Linked DNA regions of Homo sapiens: region 2 is linked to region 1. Evidence: chromatin contacts called from ENCODE Hi-C or POLR2A ChIA-PET data. All regions are on one chromosome and are shown on one strand. The core of a region is the stretch at or near the end of the contact, and the rest is flanking DNA. Distances in the headings are between cores, read along the strand shown. Region 1 overlaps TRAF3IP1 (TRAF3 interacting protein 1). Region 2 has its middle 18 kb from the start of ASB1.

Region 1 (6,446 bases), core at 1,903-4,402:
AAAAAGTCAGGAAACAACAGATGCTGGAGAGGATGTGGAGAAATAGGAATGCTTTTACACTGTTGGTGACAATGTAAATTAGTTCAGCCGTTGTGGAAGACAGTGTGGTTATTCCTCAAGGATGTAGAACTAGAATTACCATTTGACCCAGCAATCCCATTACTGGGTATATACCCAAAGGATTATAAATCATTCTGCTATAAAGACACATGGACATGTACGTTTATTATGGCACTACTCACAATAGCAAAGACTTGGAACCAACCCAAATGTCCATCAATGATAGACTGGGTAAAGAAAATGTGGCACATATACACCATGGAATACTATGCAGCTATAAAAAAGGGATGAGTTCATGTCCTTTGCAGGGACATGGATGAAGCTGGAAACCATCATTCTAAGCAAACTATCACAAGGACAGAAAACCAAACACCACATGTTCTCACTCATAAGTGGGAGTTGAACAATGAGAACACATGGACACAGGGCAGGGAACATCACACACCGGGGCCTGTCGGGGGGCAGAGGGCTGGGGGAGGGATAGCATTAGGAGAAACACCTAATGTAAATGACGAGTTGATGGGTGCAGCAAACCAACATGGCACATGTATACCTATGTAACAAACCTGCACATTGTGCACATGTACCCTAGAACTTAAAGTATAATAAAAATGAAAAAGAAAGTGGAGAAAAAAACTTTTAAATGAATGTTACTTTAATGTGATTTTACTTCCCTTGACTCCCTCAACCCTACCATCTATTATTATTATGTTATTCTTCCACAAAACTATTTTTTCAAGAACTAGTTTAGGGATTTTGCATTCAATTCTGTAGTTATACTCAATTCTATATGCTTAATCAGTTTCAATAATCAATTTTAATTCATTTCACCTATACCAATGCTGCCCAATAGAAATATGCAAGCCATATACGTAATTTAATATTTTCTACTAGTTTCACTTTAAAAGTAAAAAGAAACAGATGAAATTAGTTTCAATAAATTTTATTTAATGTGATATATACAAAATCATTTCAACATGTAATCAATATAATAATTTCTAATGAGATAGTTTATATTCTTCTTTTCCAACACCATATTTGAAATCTGGTGTGTGTTTTATACTTAGGATATATTTCAGTTGGGATTCGTCAGTTTTCTAATACCCCCACCACATGGGCGAGTGGCCACTGCGCTGGTCATCCCAGGCCCACACTCAGGCTTTCCTTAGGCTTAGGTTTGGAAGAATATAAGAACAATCTTTTTTTGAGCTCTTGCATTATCTGGATGTGTCTTCCACTGTTTTTATGTATGAAATGACAATCTAGCTAAATAGTAAGAATCTTGGGTCAGTTTCTTTCTCTCCAAATGTTGAAGCAACTGTTCCTTTTTCTTCTGGCATTTAGGGCCACAGAGAAGTCTACAGCAAATCTGACTTTGGTTCTTTTCAAAAGAACCTATTTTTTCTTGATGTACAATATACTTGTAGGATTGTTTTTGGTTGTTCCCCCCACCAAAAAAAACAAAAACAAACCGAAAAAAACACCTGATCTCAACAATACTGCCAATATTGTGAGTTTCCTTTTTACCTGGCACATGAAAGCCCTTTTCAAGTGCAGACTCATAGAAGGTCAAGCTTCACGCTCTTTACGAAAAGTACAAAGCACCTCTAAAAAACAGACTTTCAATGTCGCATTAACTGAGATCAGAAAGCTAGTAAACTTCGTTCTTATCACATTTTACTCAGAAATCTATATTACTGTCCAAACGACAAATGTCCAAATTGTGGCAGAAAACCACATTACAAGAGAACTATGCCCGCTCCCTAGCACTCAGAGGCCTCGTGATGGGCTTAAAGCACCCCCTGGTGTTAGCATGGGGCTCACCAGAGGCTACAGCATGAAAAATGTCCGTAATTCCCCTAAATGCACATAGCTTCGTTTTTCACCTCTGGCAAGTGCTTCCCCACATTTTATCATTCATTCCCTTCCACTTCCCCCTTTCTCTTCTAACTTCTGTTCAACTGGCGATGAAATTCATCTCTTCAACAGTTGATGACATGCACTTAACGTCCACTGCTATGCTAGCCACGAGAGGGAGATGAGAGGCACTGGTCTTCACCTTATGAGATGCCCATTCCAGGGGAAAGTCAGTAACTGATCTTCCCTCCTGAGCCATTTGGTCCTGAAGCCATGAAGTGGGCAATGCCAGGGAAGCATGTACACTAGGCTGGGGGTGGGAGAGCCCGGGGTAGGGAGAATGGAGGCAGGAGCCCAGCACAGGAGGGAGAGGGCACCCACACGGCCAGGGAGACCAGGTAGGGAGGGCACAGACATTTGCACACACACATGTACACACACATACACAGACATGCACATACACATATATCACAGACATAGCCATGCATATATACACATGTACACATGCATGCAGACATGCACACGTATACATGTATACACTCAGACACGCACACATACGCATACACAGACATGCACAATACAGACATAAACATACACACATGCACACACAGACACAGACATTCACATAGACATGCACACACATATATACACATGCACACTTACAGACACACATACACGTTCACATATATACACACATACATACAGACATGCACACACGCATATATAACAAACACAGACACATACATTTTCCCCCTCTAGCTCTGTTCACTGAGATGACCTGAGAGCTGAACCTCCAAAAGTGGCAAACACTCCATTCTCCAATCAAAGGACCCAGGTCTCCTGGGGAAATGGCTGATTCTGGGGCTGGAGCAGGGAAAGAACAGGATGAGCCAGAAAGCAAGGAACAGCTCAAAGAATGCTGGGCGCAGGCTGAAAGGACACAAAGCCAGCTTGAAGGAGCTCTCCAGAGCCAAATCTGAGGCCATCTGCGCATGAAAATCATGGCAGTAAGAGATTACAGCCCACAGAGTCCAAGTGGAAGGCACAAGCCCATAATGATACAAACAAATGATTAAACTTAGTGAAGCACAGGGTACTTCGATTGTACAAAGTACTTCCTCCAAAATGCTAGTAATTACAAAGAGAAAAGGAGCGGCTTGACTGCAGAGAAGCTGGCAGACAGCATCCACATCGAGAGGCCACGGAGAGCGTCTGCAGTCAGGAACAATCTGAAACCTTGAACCACTCAGCAAGACGCAGCAAAGGCAGCACAGCCTCGTTTCTGGAAGGTTTCGGCCCAGGATGCAAAGTCTGACTCTAATCACAAGGAAACACCACACAAACCCAAACCGGGGGCCAGTCAGGAAAATAGCTGTACTGTTCAAAACTGTCAAGGCCAAATCAAGGGAAGAGCACAGACTGTTTGAGACTGAAAGAAACTTACAAAACACCTAACTCATTCTGGACTGGATGCTTCTGCAACAAAAAGCAGCAGAGCCAGAAAGCTCCCGCATGGAAGACAGTGGAACGCGCTCCACTTTTAATATCACTACCATTAATCTCTGAAGGCTCTGAAGTTCCCAAAAGTGTCTTTCACAAGTGAATGCTTTGCCTGCTTCTAAACCCGCTTTTCTTAGAAAGCTAATTTCAAAATTGTTAAAAATATATATTTACTTTAATTGCTTGGTTATTACTATTAAAATAACAGCATTATTTTCTATCATTTTTTACTGTAAATGAACTCTACTTGTACAAAGTACTTTTATTGTAGTACAATAAAAGCTTTGTTAAGCTACCTAGAAACCCAGTCAGAACCCAAAATACTAATATACAGAAATTACTCCCAAGTTTTAAAAACTAACATGGTGCATCATGTAAGAGTATAGACACAGTGTATTTTATTTACAAAGTATTTATCAATGGCCAGGCGCAGTGGCTCACGCTTGTAATCCCAGCACTTTGGGAGGCCGAGGCGGGTGGATCGCCTGAGGTCAGGAGTTCAAGACCAACCTGGCCAACATGGTGAAACTCTGTCTCTACTAAAAATAAAAAAAAATTAGCTGGACATGGTGGCAGGCGCCTGTAATCTCAGCTACTAGGAAGGCTGAGGCAGGAAAATCACTTGAACCTGGGAGGCAGAGGGTGCAGTGAGCCGAGATCACGCCATTGCACTCCAGCCTGGGCAACAAGAGTGAAACTCCGTCTCAAAAAAAAATTATTAATAACAATATCTAAAATAAATGTATTTCTACTTTATTTTCATTTTTTTTCTTTAAGGGATTTAAGAATATTCCTGAAAATATAAAACTTACATAGAGCAAAGCCTGGTATAATACAAGCCCTTCACTAAGTGAATGTCAGTCCTGCCCTCTGTGACAAGTATTGTAAGTATTATCAAGAGGCTTTATTAGTTTAAAAGGGGTCACATCTGGGGATGGAGGAAGTCTACTGGCCAGAAGAAACCGTACGGAGATTTCAATCAGAAAAACCTTAATAACAGTCCAATATGAAAAATTATATATGCATCACTGCTATAAATAGGAAATCGAAGCATTTTAATGCCAAGAATCTTAGTGTTTCTTTACTCTAAAATATCCCCTATAATCCATACCCTGGAGAAAAGTAATAAAGTTGTGCCATTGTTTCGTCCATTTCAGCCCTCCTGAGCCTGCTTTACCCACATTAAATTAAAAACTCAATAAAACCTAATTCATTCAGCCAAGTCCTGTTCCTCTAGTGATAGCTCTTCACTGGAAGCTGCTTTTCAGGTCAGAAACAGACAGCAAGGAATAATAGATGGGAACTAGAAAAATACATGTGTGTCTCACAACAGTAAGCACAAGTGAATATGTTTTGGAAAGGACAAAAATACTAACTAACACTTTTTAAAAACACAAATTTCCCTTTTTTTTTTCAAAGGGAAGCTGAAGAAATATGGAATTTAAGGATTAAAATAATTCTCGAAATAAGTTGCTCCAAAAAAAGCAGCTCAACGCGCCCACCCCGCACTGAGACAGGGAGGCACAGGCTCCGGGCCTGGGGCATGCTGGAGCCGCGGTGCTGCTCCCTCCTGTGGTCAGAACCTGTACTTTGGGGCTAGATAAGAGTTTGGATCCAGGCTCTGGAGTGCAAGGCCTTGGGCAAGGGACTGAGACTCTCCTAAGCCTCAATTTCCTCAGCAGTGAGTTGTGGTGCAGGTGCAGGAGGCCATGCGTGGGAAGCCCTGCACAGAGAGGGCTCGGTGGCGCAGGCTCTCGGTCCCACCGCGGTCTCTCCCGTGTCCCACAGTCTCTCTGAGAAAGCTCAGTCCCACGAGGAGCAAGAGCTGTCACAGCCACCACCACATGCTAAGGGGACCCCAGCCCATGCTGAGCGTGCACCAAAGGCCCAAGCCCACTCGCTCAGCTAGGTCGTTTCTAAACCATTCCTTTCAAGGCCTAATGACTAACAGATTTTAACAATTTCATGATGTCTCACTGGGTAGCTTCTGAAGTCTTCACACCTCTTCAAACTAGTGAGATCCACATCTTCAGTCTTCTGTTGCAGGGCGCTGAGGCTTCTGAAACTTGTGCCACATCCCCTTTGATTTCTCTACTTACTGCTCTCCAGATACCTCCTACACTTCTCTCCACTGAGCTGGGGCATTGTTTAGTAGTCAATGTGACTAAATTCTATTTAATTCTAATCCTTATCCACTAATTTTCTTTTTTTTTTTTTTTTTTTTTTTTTTGAGACAGAGTCTTGCTTTGTCACCCAGGCTGGAGTGCAGTGGTGCGATCTCGGCTCACTGCAACTTCTGCCTCCCAGGTTCAAGCGATTCTCCTGCCTCAGCCTCCTGAGTAGCTGGGATTACAGGCACGTGCCACCACGCCCGGCTAATTTTTGTGTATATTTAGTAGAGATGGGGTTTCACCTTGTTAGCCAGGATGGTCTCAATCTCCCGACTTCGTGATCTGCCCGCCTCGGCCTCCCAAAGGGCTGGGATTACAGGTGTGAGCCACCACACCCAGCCTCCACTAATTTTCATCCTGGGGCTAACACAACATCATTCCCTCATATATCCATTAATGTGTCACAGTGAGTATATTTAAACACCAGGGTCTACACTACTTAGAAACTGAATTGACATCCAAGGCAGGCTGTCAAAACCAATCAAAAATAAAGATTTTTTTTTATGCAAAGCACAGAAAAGGGTACTGGTGAAATTAAGACCAGAAATAACCTATCAGGCCACAACTGACTAAAATCTAAAAAACCGAGGACATAATATGAATTTCAGTGACATTTTCAGTAAAAATAAAATCTTTATTGATTATATTATCATTCACTGAGTAATCATGAACCAGAAGATAATGGGCATATCAATTTGGAAATGTTTGTGACAATACAGCTAAACACATTTTTATAATACAGTTTTCTTAAGTCATTTATATGTGTATCTATTTTTTTTTCAGGTAAAGAACTCATATTTTATCCTTATCATGAACTTTATTTGTCTATAGAGAAAAGGCCTATCTCCTCCTAATTAT
Region 2 (6,446 bases), core at 1,981-4,480, 39 kb before region 1:
ATGAGAAAATGAATACATACTAGCAACTAGCATTATAAATTGTGGTCAATTTTGGAAGGTGGGATTTACAAGTGATGTTTATTTACTTCTTCGTGTGGTTTTCTAGATGAATTAATATGAATTCGGTTATCAGAAAGGAAAACAATAAAGGTAACTAAGATAACAGCAGCAGAGGCTTGGGAAACACAAGCCCCCAGGGCCCACCTCTTGTCCTCCTAGTGCTGCTGCAGGACTGACGCCCATCACACGAACACAATAAACCACAGGACACTGGGTGCCCACGGAAAGACACCAGAGACCCCCCCGATCCTGCCTTCCCCGGTGAGGCATGCCACCCGGCAGGACCCTGGGTAGGGGCAGCCTGGGTTCTGTACCTAGATTCGCCAAGGCCAGTTCTGATCTGTCTGCAAGGCCTCTCACTCTCCTTCCCCTATCCCCCGCCCCCGTTCTCAGGCTCTTTGCTGGTTCTGGAGCCCCCAGCTGAAGGTGTTGGACCCCTGAGAACACCTCAATACCCAGTTCCCTGGAGCCCGCTGAACCGAGGGGAGGAAGGCCACATCCAAAGCCCCTAAATGTGCCTGTTCACAAAAACAGAGCCTGAAGGAGCTGTAAACACAGAGGCTGTTTGATGGGGAAGCAGGACAGGTGTAGTCATTTGGAAAGCAACCAACATACCTTCCATCCACAGCCCCAGCCCAGCCTTCCCAGATCCAGGGAACCGGCTATTTACACGGGCTTGGGGACTCAGGGAGAAGTGTAACTTGAAGAACCTGTCGTTAGGAGATGATCTTGGAAAGGAGGGCAAATCCCCAGCGACCCAGAGGATTTTCAGGGGCTGCTCTGGAGCGGAAGGTTTCACTTTTCCAGGGGCCTGAATTCCTTGACGCCCCCCACCTGCCCCACAGGGGTGAGGGCTAGAGCTTTCAACGGCACCTGTCGCAGCTCTCCAGTAGGAGAGGACCGAAACCAGAGACAGTGTCCTCCTCTTCTAGGAGGAGGGGAATTATAATTTTTTTTTTTTTTAAACAGAGTCTTGCTCTGTCACCCAGGCTGGAGTGCAGAGACATGATTTCGGCTCACTGCAACCTCCGCCTCCCGGGTTCAAGCGATTCTCCTGCCTCAGCCTCCCGAGTAGCTGGGATTGCCCACCACTACGCCCAGCTAATTTTTTGGTATTTTTAGTAGAGACGGGATTTCACCATGTTAGCCAGGCTGGTCTTGAACTCCTGACCTCAGGTGATCTGCCCGCCTTGGCTTCCCAAAGTGCTGGGATTACAGGTGTGAGCCACTGCACCCAGCTGGCTGTGACATTTACTTCATGTTTACCGAGCATTCCTTCCACTCACTTTCACGCTATCACTTTCTTAAAATTAGATAAACAACAAAACAAGTCAAGTCCTGACTTGTAGCATCTGTCAATTTCCGTGGTGTAAATACTCTTGCCTTCAGCGAATGTGAATTCACCCAACTTGGAGTTAGAAGAGATGCACAATCGCACATACACCCCAGGATTTCCCCCTGAGGTCCAAGATATAAATCACCTCAGGGCATGGACACAAGGAAAATGTAAAAAATTAGTTTTCCATATTCCTTACCTTTGTATTTTAATGTAATGGCTCGTAACATTCCTGAATGTCTCTCACTGTACAGCCAGCCCCAGCCCACGAGTGCCCCTTGTGCCCTGTTCCTGGTGCCCAGGCACTCACCATGCCAGCCAGTAGCAGAAGGCTTTGGGGGTTGGAGAGGAGAGTGGGTAAGCATGGCCTGGAGGCCACCATGCAGCCATGGACGTGCCCCACTAGCTGCGTCCTGCCAGGCTCATCTTGGAGGTTACAGGGACCTTAATTCAGCCCAACTCACCCCAGAGGCCACTCTGCTCTTTATATAAATCACAACCTTTTTCATTTCACTGCTAGGGAGTCCAAGTATTTTACCACCACAAATGGATGTTTTGGCAGGTGTAAAAATAGGGAAAATATAGAAATAAACGGGTGTGCAGTTTTACTGGCAATGGGAGAGAGCCCTCGTGGAGGAATAAAGGCCTGGCTCACAAGCTCACAAGCCTCGCCCATGTGACTATGCTCTGAACAGGGGCTGAGAAGCAACCACAGCTCAAGGGGCGTCTGAGAGGAGAGCTTCCCTGCACAGCGCCGCGGGCTGCAAGATCCAGGTCGACGTGCTGACGGAAGGTTTTGATTTTGCAACTATCGAACGAGATTAATGCTTAAAATCCATGGTTTAAGAGATATTATTTGAAAGTTCTATTTTTAAAAGCATCCTGGTGTTTGTATTGAAACTGTCCCAAAGACGCTTTTCTTTAGAGCCATAATCCCTGGAAATGGAAAACCCACCAGAAGAATGAGAGCTTGCTCCTCTCCCCGGGCGCATGCTGGGCTGGAGAGTAGAATGAGGTCAGCTTCGCGGTGGGTCCAAGCCACACGGGGGATGGCTGCGAGTCCAAGCGACCGGCCAAGGTTCGGGGCTGCATTATGACTTTCAGGAGCCCCTCCTCCATAAAAAATATTAAAAATTCTATTTTACGATGGCATTGATGTAAAGATGAATATATTAATATTGTATATTAAAACATTGACTTTGACCTAAAAGTTCATTTTTTTCTTCTGATTATGAAAGAAATGAAAACACTTTCGAGGGCTGTGGAAAGCGCCGCGGGTGCTGGCGCCACGCCTGCTGGGCTTAATGGGTCTGGCCGCCCTGCGGACACTCCCACAATGAGCGGCTGCACCCTCGGGGCAGGATGGGCCAAGTAACAAGATCTTGGTTCAGGTGCATGGTTTGGGGCGGGCGGTGGCCATGCAGCCCAGTGGAACTGTTTAGAGCAGGAACGCCTCTCTTATTCTGCCCTCTCAAGCATCCTCACTCACTCACACATCAGCCAAAAAAGTGGTCACGCTAATCTCAACTCAGCAACCTGCCCTTTCTTAGCTGTGTGCTCACGCAGATGACAGAACACTCAAGCAGAAAAATCCCAGGGACAGGCAGGCCATGCTCTCCTGAACTGCTCCCTGGGGTCCCGGGCCAGCCATGTGCTCAGCCAACGCAGCCAGACCCCTAAATCCCAAAGGACATCGTGCCAGGGACCGAGAGCTGGCAGGGACTGTACCTTGCTCTCTGAGCTTCGGTTTCCTCATCTGTGGGTTGGCTATGGCCTGACTCCCAGCCCCGGGGAGGCTCACTTGAGAAAGTAGGCGCCAAAGTTCTTCCTCAACAACCGCCCGCCAGGAGGCTTTTCTTTCTTCCCTGCAGCTCCAACAAAACAGCAGAGGGACTTCCCCGACAGAGGGAATTTCAAGTCCTGAGGTGCCAAGCCCTGGAACACTGCAGGGCAGCTGCGGCCAACACAGGCGGCCAGTGTCAGGCACACAGTCACAGAGGGTAACTTTGCCCAGGGTTTGAATAAAATTTTTGGAAGACCCCCAATTCTGAAGGGGTCTTACACAGCCTCCTTGAAAGTGAAGTATGAAAACTGGCAAATGTAGTCTGTTCTCAAAGAGGGGCAGGCCGCTGAAGGCTGCCTGCAAGGTGGTCTCGTGTCCTTGCACCGTGGGGAACCTCCCCAAAAGGTGGTTTCTATTCAAAAGGGAATGATGATATTCATTCCCCAGCTTGAAGAAGGACAAGTTGGGGGCCGGACAGGACTCCCTGGGCAAACATTGAGCAGTGAGGGGGCGCTGGAGACTTCAGAGGCCTTCCAAGGGTTGGGGGATAGGGGCAGGCAGGAACTGCAGCCCAGGCTCCATCTGCCTGGGGGCTCCTGAAGGTCATGTCTGCCAAGGCCTGAAGCCTACGTGGGTGCTGACGTGTTGATGCAGTTGGTAGAAAGTGCAATGGGGGTGTGGAGATCTTGCCTGCTTGCACGCCTCCTGTGACGAGGAGCTCACCATCTACCTGATGAGGGGCTGTCCTGTCATCTTTGAACCCTGTTGGAACGGAGGCTCCCTCCTTACACAGAGCCAAAATCAGTCTCCCTTTGTCTCCCACCCATAGGTTCCAGCGCCACAGAGAACAGGCTCAACCCTCCCTCCACCCCAGACCTGTTATTTCAAGATAGGGGGCCATGTCCCTGCTCCAGCTTTTTCTTGTGCCAGCAAAATATTTCTAAATTTGAGAAGTACTTCCAAAATGTCCTCCAGAAGTCTCACACAATTTACACCCCCACATCTTCAGCCACTCCAAATACTATCAATTTTTAAATTTTTGGCAATCGAAAGATGTGTGCAACTGTGATATTAACCTACATTACACAGATCACAAACCAGAGCCAGGGTCCGCCTGGAGCGCACCGTGTGCTGTGTGCTGAGGGCTGCCCTTCGCACTTTCCACCTAATGCTGCACGTATGCTCTGATGACAAGGTGAGGCCAGCACTCTTGAATCCAACCAAGCAGGTGGGAGAGGGAGGCCGGAGTCAGGCCACCTGCCTAAGCCAACAGCCAAGGCCAAGGGCGTGGCAGTGCCTGCGCCGCTGGGAAGCCCAGGTAACTCCTCTTCCAGTCTGGATTCCCAAATCTCTGCCACCTTCTCTCTCGACAGCAAAGTTGGTTTCTCATGCTTTGTGATTATTTGATTGCCTATTTATTCCTTTCTTCTATCGTTCAGTTGGGCTGTTTCTCTTATTAAAAAGTCTGTCTTTAAACAGAGTTTAAAATACATTGCAAGTTTATCCCAATGTGTTGTTTTTTACTTTTGCTTGGAATACAGAAAGTTTCACTTTTTAATGGAGCAAAGTGTCCGTTTTTTTTTTCATCTGTGGCTTCTGGAAATTGTGTCCTTTTAAGGAAGTTCTTCAGCCCAAAAAGTATTTAGCACTAGCATCCTAGGCTGGGCTGCAGGAGGGCAGGGTCCCTCTCACCCCAGGTCCCCTGGACAGGGAGACAGAAGGGCCTGGGAGGTTTCACTACTGCGCGTCCCCACATCAGAATTGGACACAGACACCACCCAGTCCTCTTGGGAGTCTAGTCCTGTGGAGGGTCCCTCACTGCCTCACCTGAAGCCTCTCCCTCCTCCTCCTCCTCCTCGGGCTGTCCCTCGGCCCAAGGTGCAGGGGAAGCTGGCCCTAGGCACCCTCTCCCCACAGCCGTCGGCCCCGCCTGTCCTCACTGGTTGGTCTGGCAGACGGTGGGCAGCCTGGGGAAGCATCTGCAGCAGCACCGCCAATTTCTTTCTGCTCAAGTCAGAAGGATTTTATGCACTTTATGAAAATAAAACAAATGCTTCCCAGAACTGTCAGGGCCCATTAGCTCTAAAGGGTCACATGCCCGGCTTTGAAACCACAAATTTCTAGCAGGCGCTTCTCTCATCCCAATGCCACTACCTAGGAGGCCCAACCCCCCTCCCAAGAGGCCAAGCCCCCGACCCACAGGCCTGAGCCCCCCACCCCACCAGAGGCCGAGGCCGAGGCAAACTTGCCCATCCCTGAGGTTCGTCCGTCCTCAGGGGTGGGGCCTGGGCTCTCATTTCCTCATGAGTCCTCAGCTTAGGCTGCTGTATCCGTCCCTCATGGGAACATGCTAATAGCAAGCTATCCAAACACGGCGGAGGCATTTCTCAATGTCACTGTGTCTTTATGGCACATTTCAGCCATCAGCTTCTCTGCCTAGGAGATGTAAGACCATCCACCAAGACAGGGCCACAGGCAGCTGGTCCTGAAGGGTCGGAGCTGAGCAGGAGCCCCCAGGCCCCGCCAGCCAACCGCCGAGGTGAGGGACAGCACAGCACACACTGCCAGCGCACCGCACACCAACAATCACCAGGCACCCATGAGCCACGTGTGCTCCCCGTGGCTAAGATGACCTGTCAGTGGACAACTGAGGCTCAAAGGAGAGACAGATAGGAGCACCCCAAATCACACATCCACGCCTGACAGGAAGGTGTCCTGACCCACACTCTGTGTTCTTCCACACCACCTCAAGAATGGGCAAAATTTACCCTGCAGGGGCGCGGTTTGGCAGGGGAGAGGAATGAAGCCCAAAAGGTGAAAGAAGGCCTGAAGCTATGCCCACCACCCACAAAACTGGGCAGGGGAGGAGGGGTCTAGCCACAACCCCAGAAGGCCGGTGGTGGGACGGGAGGCCTGGCAGTCAGGGCCTATGCTGTGGGCTCCGCGGGGCACACACACTGTGGTTCTCGCCTCAGCTACTTCCTGTTCAAGCTTGAACCCCACGCAGATCTGCCACTTACTGTTGATAATAAACCTTGTTTGTGCTTCAGAAACAATGCAGCATGATCCATGAACAAGATACAGAGGCCAGGGGTGAAAAGCGAGGCACCGCTTTGGGCCAGACTTTCAAAGTCAATCTGTGTCAAGGGCCTCTCAACCCAGTTTGGGTTAAGACCTAGGAAACACCTTCAGAAGTAGTAAGCAGCGACTTCAGAATTTAAACTCTGGGGTTTTTTTTTTTTTTTTTTTTTTTTTTTGAGACAGAGT

The links. Hi-C counts contacts between places; a loop is a spot of excess contacts on that map. ChIA-PET counts read pairs that join two places held with the same protein, here RNA polymerase II (POLR2A). Pooled maps may share reads with other maps.
Region 2: a map of ascending aorta shows a loop between it and region 1 (4-fold over the local background). The contact joins two enhancer-like sites. A Hi-C loop is called at or near these places in 4 of 168 maps with a recorded cell type or tissue (CD14-positive monocyte, ascending aorta, natural killer cell and 1 more) and 4 of 50 pooled maps. POLR2A ChIA-PET finds 5 or more read pairs at or near these places in 3 of 52 experiments (H1, WTC11 and endothelial cell of umbilical vein).

Annotation. Positions count from the first base shown.
Region 1 is chr2:238,366,365-238,372,810 of GRCh38, reverse strand. All of the region lies in intron 15 of TRAF3IP1 (TRAF3 interacting protein 1), which reads right to left. Among named protein-coding and RNA genes, the nearest start is that of TRAF3IP1, 49 kb to the right of the region's middle. RefSeq lists a silencer at 5,180-5,383. Within about 2 kb of position 3,152, at least 3 of the 41 ENCODE cell types and tissues checked have a DNase peak (open chromatin) inside an H3K27ac peak, as active enhancers do.
Region 2 is chr2:238,405,700-238,412,145 of GRCh38, reverse strand. No RefSeq gene overlaps it. Among named protein-coding and RNA genes, the nearest start is that of ASB1, 18 kb to the left of the region's middle. RefSeq lists enhancers at 1,317-1,848, 2,383-2,915. Within about 2 kb of position 3,230, at least 2 of the 41 ENCODE cell types and tissues checked have a DNase peak (open chromatin) inside an H3K27ac peak, as active enhancers do.